Linked DNA regions of Homo sapiens: region 2 is linked to region 1. A link is an interaction called in ENCODE POLR2A ChIA-PET data of the cell type or tissue named here. Cell type or tissue: B cell. All regions are shown on one strand. Each heading gives the region's core, and the rest is flanking DNA. Links, peaks and the distances in the headings are about the cores only.

Region 1 (2,886 bases), core at 1-2,500:
GCGGGGTCCGGGGCACCGGGCTCCGGGCTCTGCCCGGCGCTGCCCTTTCCCGCGCGTCAACTCCCCTCCTGCCCGGGCTGAGCGGCTGCTCCCGCCGCTCCCTGGCCAGTGACAGACTTTTTCCTGCCGGGTCCGGCCCGGCTGCGCCAGCCCCCCGCCAAACAATAATCACTCCCAGGCCACGGTGGCCCGGGGGACTCGCGGCCGCCGCCCGCCGCCCCTACCTGCCGCCGGCTCCCCGGCCGTGGGCACCATGGAGGGTTCCGGCCGCGCGGCGCGTAGCTAGGAAGCCGCGAGTCCCGCGGCGCGGCTCGGCCCGTCCGGCCCGGCCCAGCCAGGCTCGGCGCTGCCCTCCGCCCTCCTCTCCGCCGCCCGCCCTTCCTCCCGCCCGCCCTCCTACCCCTCCCGGCGGGCCGGGGAGGGAGAGCGGCGCGGCCCGAGGTGTCGGCCTCCCCTCGCCTCCCGCCGCCCGGCCTCGGGCTCCCCCGGCCTCCCTCCCTCTTCCTCTCCCAGCCCCTCCTCCCACCCGCAGCCTCGCTCCCCGCCTCGGACTCTCTGGCCCCGACTGGTGCGCGGGGCTCTGGGGCTGCGGCTCCTACGGCCCGCCTCGCTGGGGCTCCAGGTTGCCGCCTCCCCAGGTCTGCGATCGTCCGGGCTCCCCGCCGCTCCCGGCCACCTCCTGGCCCCGCCGTGCGGACTCCAGGAATGCCGCGTCCCCGCCCGGCCCCTCTCGAGGGCGCCCAGCCGTGCCTCCCCCGGCCCGAGCCCAGCTCCCTGGCCCGGCCCCGGCGCGGGGCTCCCGGGGGTCAGGGCAGGACGGGAACCGGATCTCGTGGCTGCTTGGCGGGGCGGGGGTCGGGGCCTCGGCCGCCTGGCTCCTACCTGCTCGGAGGTCCATGGGGCTGGGGCCGGGCCGGCCGGGTGCGGCTCCTCTCCCGGAGGCTGGCGGAGTGGGAGGGCGAGCCGCGGCTCCGGCGAAGCTTTAATAATCCCATCCGCCAGGCCCACTCGCAGGTTTTTTTCGCTCGGTTTCGGATTTTTTTTTTTTTTCGGTGTGGGACATTCTGCAAACTTTTTTTTTTTTTTTCTGACGTGTAAAGCTGTAACCACAAATTGTAGCGGCCCTCCCCGGGGTGGGGGTAGGAGGGGGGAGGAGGGAAGGGAGGGCTTCTGGGGCTCCCTCTCCCTCCCACAGCACCGAGGGGGGGTGAGGTGAGGCGAGGCTGTGGCGGTACCACCCTGGGCCTCCTGGGGGAGGGGGCGGGGAGGCCATCAGTCCGTCTGAGGACTCCCAGGAGCCGGGGGACAGCGCCGGCTTCGGGTGGGCTTCTCCCCAGGCGTTGGCCTGGGACACCGCCCCCTGCCCCCTGTCCCCTGCCGATGCGGGGTCCCTGATCCAACCTACCTCTGCCTGTGCGAGGTCCCTGCTCCCACCCTACCTCTGCCTCCTCATCTCTAACCTTCCCTCCTCCTCCCCCTTGAGTAAATGCAATGACACATTCTCCCAAATGCCAGCGAGCTGGCCTGGGAGCAAGTGATGGTGTTTTTCCTGCTGCCCTTTGTCTGGGCTGACCGCCCCCCCTGCCTATTGTCCCGCCGCTTGTCCCATTTCCAAAAGCTAGAGCTAAGCGAGGCGCTGGGGCTGGGGCAGGTGACTAACCAGCTCACAATGCCCCCTGCGGGGGAGGAAGAGGGCACTGCAGGCCCACTGCCCGGCCCAGAGGCGAGAAGAGGCCACTTGGCGGGACTTTTTCCCTCAAGTTCACAAGGTTCTTCATTCTTCCTCCAGTGACCAGGGAGAATGTACATGGGTGGGGGATTTGTAATTCATTAATCAGCACGAGGCAACGGACCAGTTTCAACACCACAGGCTTCTTGGGTGACTCAGCGGGAATGCTCCGATTCAAGGCGATGGACCGCCCGAGCGTCCCCATTTGTGAAATGTTTCCCCATGAAGACCCTGGCATTCTCCTTCCTTTGGGGTTTCGGGTTGTTGGTTTTTCCGGTGGTGAGGTGGGGGTGGCTTAGCGGTGAGGGCTCCCCCTCCTTCCCGCAGGCCTGGGTTGGGATTTGCTGGGCAGGATACCTGGGGGTATGCCTGGACCCTCCCAGAGGGGGTCCCCTCCTCCCTCTCCAAGGGCTGCCGGGGAGAACACGCTCAGAGGAGGCAGCTCTAACCCAGGGCTGGGGACTGCCCTGCTTCATGATTTTCCTGGGGGAGAGTCATGTGGTCCCCAAGGCTTGGGTGCCCTATAGCCACACCACCAATTAAATCACTGGGTAATAAGTTGCTTTTGTTGTTGTTTATTTATTGTTTCAAAGTGGGAGAGGCCAGTGGTGGGCCAGACCTGGAAGGTGATGCCTCTCCCTGGAGTGGCATCAGAGATTTGTCTCCCACTCCTTCCTGGTGCCCCTGGAATGGGAGGGCACTCTGCCAGTCCAGCCCCAGCGCCTCCAACCTGTGGCCTGGGCAGGCATCCTGATCATGGCCAGTGCTGGGTCCCAGGGCAGCTCTTCCCTTCTCTGTACCGCGAGCACTGAGGTGGGGGGGTGGGGGGGGTGGGGAAGAAGTTTGTTTTCAATTACCTCACTGGAGTGGGACAGACTTTGTTGTTGGGTTGGTTTTTTTTTTTCTCTCTCTCTCTGTCCTTTCTTCCTTTTTTTTTTCCTAAACAAGGAGAAAAAGGGCTGGGAAAGGAGAGCTGGCTTGGGGTGGGGGGCAGGGGACTTTGAGGGACCTCAGTAGCAGCTCTGATGAAAACTGCCTGGAGGGACCCTTGTGAAAAGTGCTCAGGGCCTACCTCTGCCCCCCCCACCGCCCCCGCACCTCCTCCCTGCCCCCACCAGCCAGGACTCTGGAGTTTCAGTGACATTCCTGATGGATGA
Region 2 (2,886 bases), core at 387-2,886, 63 kb after region 1:
GGGAGTGAGCGGCTGTGACAGGGATGGGACACCAAGACCGGCCTCTACAGTGCGGTGACATGGAGGCCCTGGCCCCCAGCTGCCCTGGCGCTGTCATCCCAGGCTGCGCTGCCAGCAAAGGCGTGCAGGTCACTCAGCAGGGCCTCAGCACTGCCCCCTGCGCTCGCTGGTCCTGGGGAGCCGAGGACCAGGTCGCCCTCCGTGTCACTGTCTCTGGCTTCCTCAGCCCGCACGGGGACCTGCTCTGGGCTGGACGCCTCTCCACATTGCTGCTCGCCTTCCCCAGGGTCAGCCTGCAGGCCACCATCCGCGACGTGGTCATAGTCTGTGTCCTGCTCATCCTCCTGTCGCTCAAGGTCATTGTCTGTGGACCCCAGCTCAGCTCGGGCCTGCAGCCAGCGACCTGGGGGGCTGGCCCAGAGCAGGCGCCGCGTGCGGCCCCACAGCGCGGCACCTAGGCGGGCCGGGTGGTAGTAGCCCCCTGAGTCACGGCTGAGGCGGCGCCAGGCCAGTGCTAGGCCAGTGGCCAGCAGTAGGAGCAGCAGCAGCAGCAGGACAACGGTGACAGAGCTGGAGCCCACGCTGTCCTCCGCGCTGCCACCCGAGCCCAAGGCCCCTGGCAGGGCCAGCAGCATCCCGAGCCCTAAGGTGCAGGGCAGAGCCTGTGGGAGACAGGCAGGGGCTCAGAGGGCTCAGCACCTGGGGTGGGGCCTGGTGTGGGGCAGGCTGGGTGACCAAGACCACTTTCGTTTTTTTCTCTTTGGGATCCTCTTGGGACAGCCAAGCAGAAAAGGCCAAGGCCTTATTTGGTCAACCAGGCTCTGGCCCTGTGAGATCAGCCCCCATCCCTCCAGCCTCCTCCCTACCACTCACCTCCCCCAACAGCTGCATTAAGCCACCTGCCTGGGGCCTTCGCACTGGCTGTTCCCTCTGCCCGGAAAGCTCCACCTCCTCCCATCCTCCCCTCCCCCGGGCTGCATGGCCTGCTCACCGTGCTCAAACTTCACCCCAGTGAGGCTGAACCTGACCTTAACCTCTACCCTGATGTCTATCACTGCAGCCCACCCCAGCACCCCCCAGCACTCAGTGCCTTTTTCCTTCCATGTCACCTAACGCAGGAGATAACTGTACTCATTTTTTATGTCTATTGTCTTATCTACCCCCCACAATAAGCTGCTAGGAAACGGGGGCTTTTTGGGTCAAGCATGTTAGTAGGTGCTCAATAAGTATGGATTAAATGTGTCTAGGCTGCCTGGGTGGGTGGGAGAGGAGATGGGAGGGAGGGAAGGAGGTTGCTAGCTGGTGTCAGGGCTGGCTCTCCCTGAGGCCTGGGATGGGGGATGGAGGGGCCTGGATGCACCCAGAGGCAACTGCTCATCTTCTGCTTGGCCAGGTCCCCAAACGGGGGTCCGTGAGGCCCCTCTTCCTCCCTCCCCACCACGGGGCTGCCCCAGCGGCAGGGTTTCCGTTCCACTCCCAGTCCCTGAGGGCCACAGGCGTGCAGGGCCGGGGGCTGGGGGGGGCTGGGGGAGGCGGGCGCAGCTGCCAGAGGAAGTCTGCGGTCGGAACAGGCTAGGTGGGGGGTGTCGGGGGAGGGGTGCTGAGGTGCAGCCAGCCTCCCCCACCACCCCAGGCTGTCCGCCCAGGCTCCAGGAATGCAAGTTCCCGCTCACAGGAAGACCAGGTAAGGGCCTTCCCAGGGCTCCTGACAGGGGCCTGGTCCGGTATGGGGTGCTGGGGGCCAGGCCTGGAGTCCCAGGGAGCCCAGCTCAGGTGAGAGAAAGGTTCAGCCTCTGCCATACTCCTCTTAGGTCTCACCTCTTCCCTGGGGCCAATGTGGGGCCCTCCTTAGCTCCACAGGCCCAGACATTCTAGCCCCGACCGCCTGTGGCCCCCATCCCAAGAACCCGGGGGGCTCCGAGGCTTACCATTGGTCCGCAGGCCCCTCCGTGCCGGGCACCCACCTCCAGCTCTGGCTGTGTCGAGCGAGAAGTGAGCTCAGTGCTCGTCTGCAGTGAAGGGTGGCCCAGGCTTCCGCTTCCTGCCCACATACCCCACCTGCCCCTCCCTGCTGCAGGACCCCTGGTCCACACCAGACCCTCCCCAGTCTCTCTGGAGGAGGCTGGGCTGCCGGGCCTGTCCTCCAAGGAAGAAGCAGCACCAACTTGAAGCTGGATGCAGCCTTGCATGTGTTCTCAGGTCTTCTGCCTCAGTTTCCCTGCCTGACAATCCAGGGGAGCAATGCCTGTGGGGCTGCTCACTGCCCCCAGACCTTCTGCACATGTGTGACTCCTGTGACATCCTCTGTCTCCAGGTTTCCAGACTTCTCAGCCCCACCCTTGCAGCAGCAGGTCAGCCTGGCTTTTAGAAAGAGAATTTTATTTGGAATGAAAATATAGAGCCCACCCTCCCGCCTCCTCTGGGGAGGGAGCAGAGGGCTGGGCAGTGGTCGGGGAGATGGTCCCTCAGAGGTCGAGGAGCTCGCCTGGGCGTAGACATCCTCCACAGGAACAGTGAGGAAAGCTGGGCGCTGGCTTCGGCCTGGGCCTGGGACGGGTGGGGGTGGGAACTGACCCCTGCGCTGCCTCAGAGGCTCTGGGCAGCCAGCTAGCCCGGTGCGACCCGCTGGCAGAAGCTGAGTGGGAAGGGGGCGGCGGAGGAGATGAAGGTGGCGTGTGGCTGTGGCCCTACGCATCCCCGTTCTCCATGCGGCCCAGCTGCTCCTCCAGGCGGCAGATGCGGTCGCCCTGCTCCTTGACCAGCGCCCTCAGGGCCCGCAGCTCCTGCATCACCTCCTCCAGCTTCCCAGCCTCCTGTGGGGACATGAAGCAGGGGTAGGGGGCGGTGGTCAGGGGCTGCTAAGCCATAGCCCTCCCAAACCCACCA

The links. Peaks named below come from ENCODE experiments on the same cell type or tissue, not always from the same donor. Only the 100,000 strongest peaks of a DNase experiment are listed, where the experiment ranks them.
Region 2: POLR2A ChIA-PET joins it to region 1 with 13 read pairs; 14 of 35 experiments call an interaction of 5 or more read pairs at or near these places.

Annotation. Positions count from the first base shown.
Region 1 is chr11:67,372,642-67,375,527 of GRCh38, forward strand. CLCF1 (cardiotrophin like cytokine factor 1) reads right to left here and starts at 957. Exons shown (of 3, transcript NM_013246.3): 1 at 883-957. The coding sequence starts at 898. The region is part of intron 2 of LOC100130987 (a long non-coding RNA gene); the gene reads left to right. RefSeq lists silencers at 346-685, 1,246-1,295. In B cell, for the core only: CTCF peaks have their summits at 1,673 (motif pointing left) and 1,875; DNase peaks (open chromatin) are centred at 1,070 and 1,630; H3K4me3 peaks cover 1,752 bases; H3K27ac peaks cover 1,499 bases.
Region 2 is chr11:67,435,689-67,438,574 of GRCh38, forward strand. It overlaps CORO1B (coronin 1B), which reads right to left. Exons shown (of 11, transcript NM_020441.3): 11 at 1-2,813. The coding sequence ends at 2,688. PTPRCAP (protein tyrosine phosphatase receptor type C associated protein) reads right to left here and starts at 1,994. Exons shown (of 2, transcript NM_005608.3): 1 at 1,929-1,994; 2 at 1-662. The coding sequence starts at 1,931. The coding sequence ends at 45. RefSeq lists enhancers at 374-1,135, 1,038-1,097, 1,413-1,945, 1,946-2,478, 2,479-2,886 and a silencer at 1,318-1,687. In B cell, for the core only: no CTCF peak of the experiment used is centred there; DNase peaks (open chromatin) are centred at 1,013, 1,543 and 2,003; H3K4me3 peaks cover 2,500 bases; H3K27ac peaks cover 2,500 bases.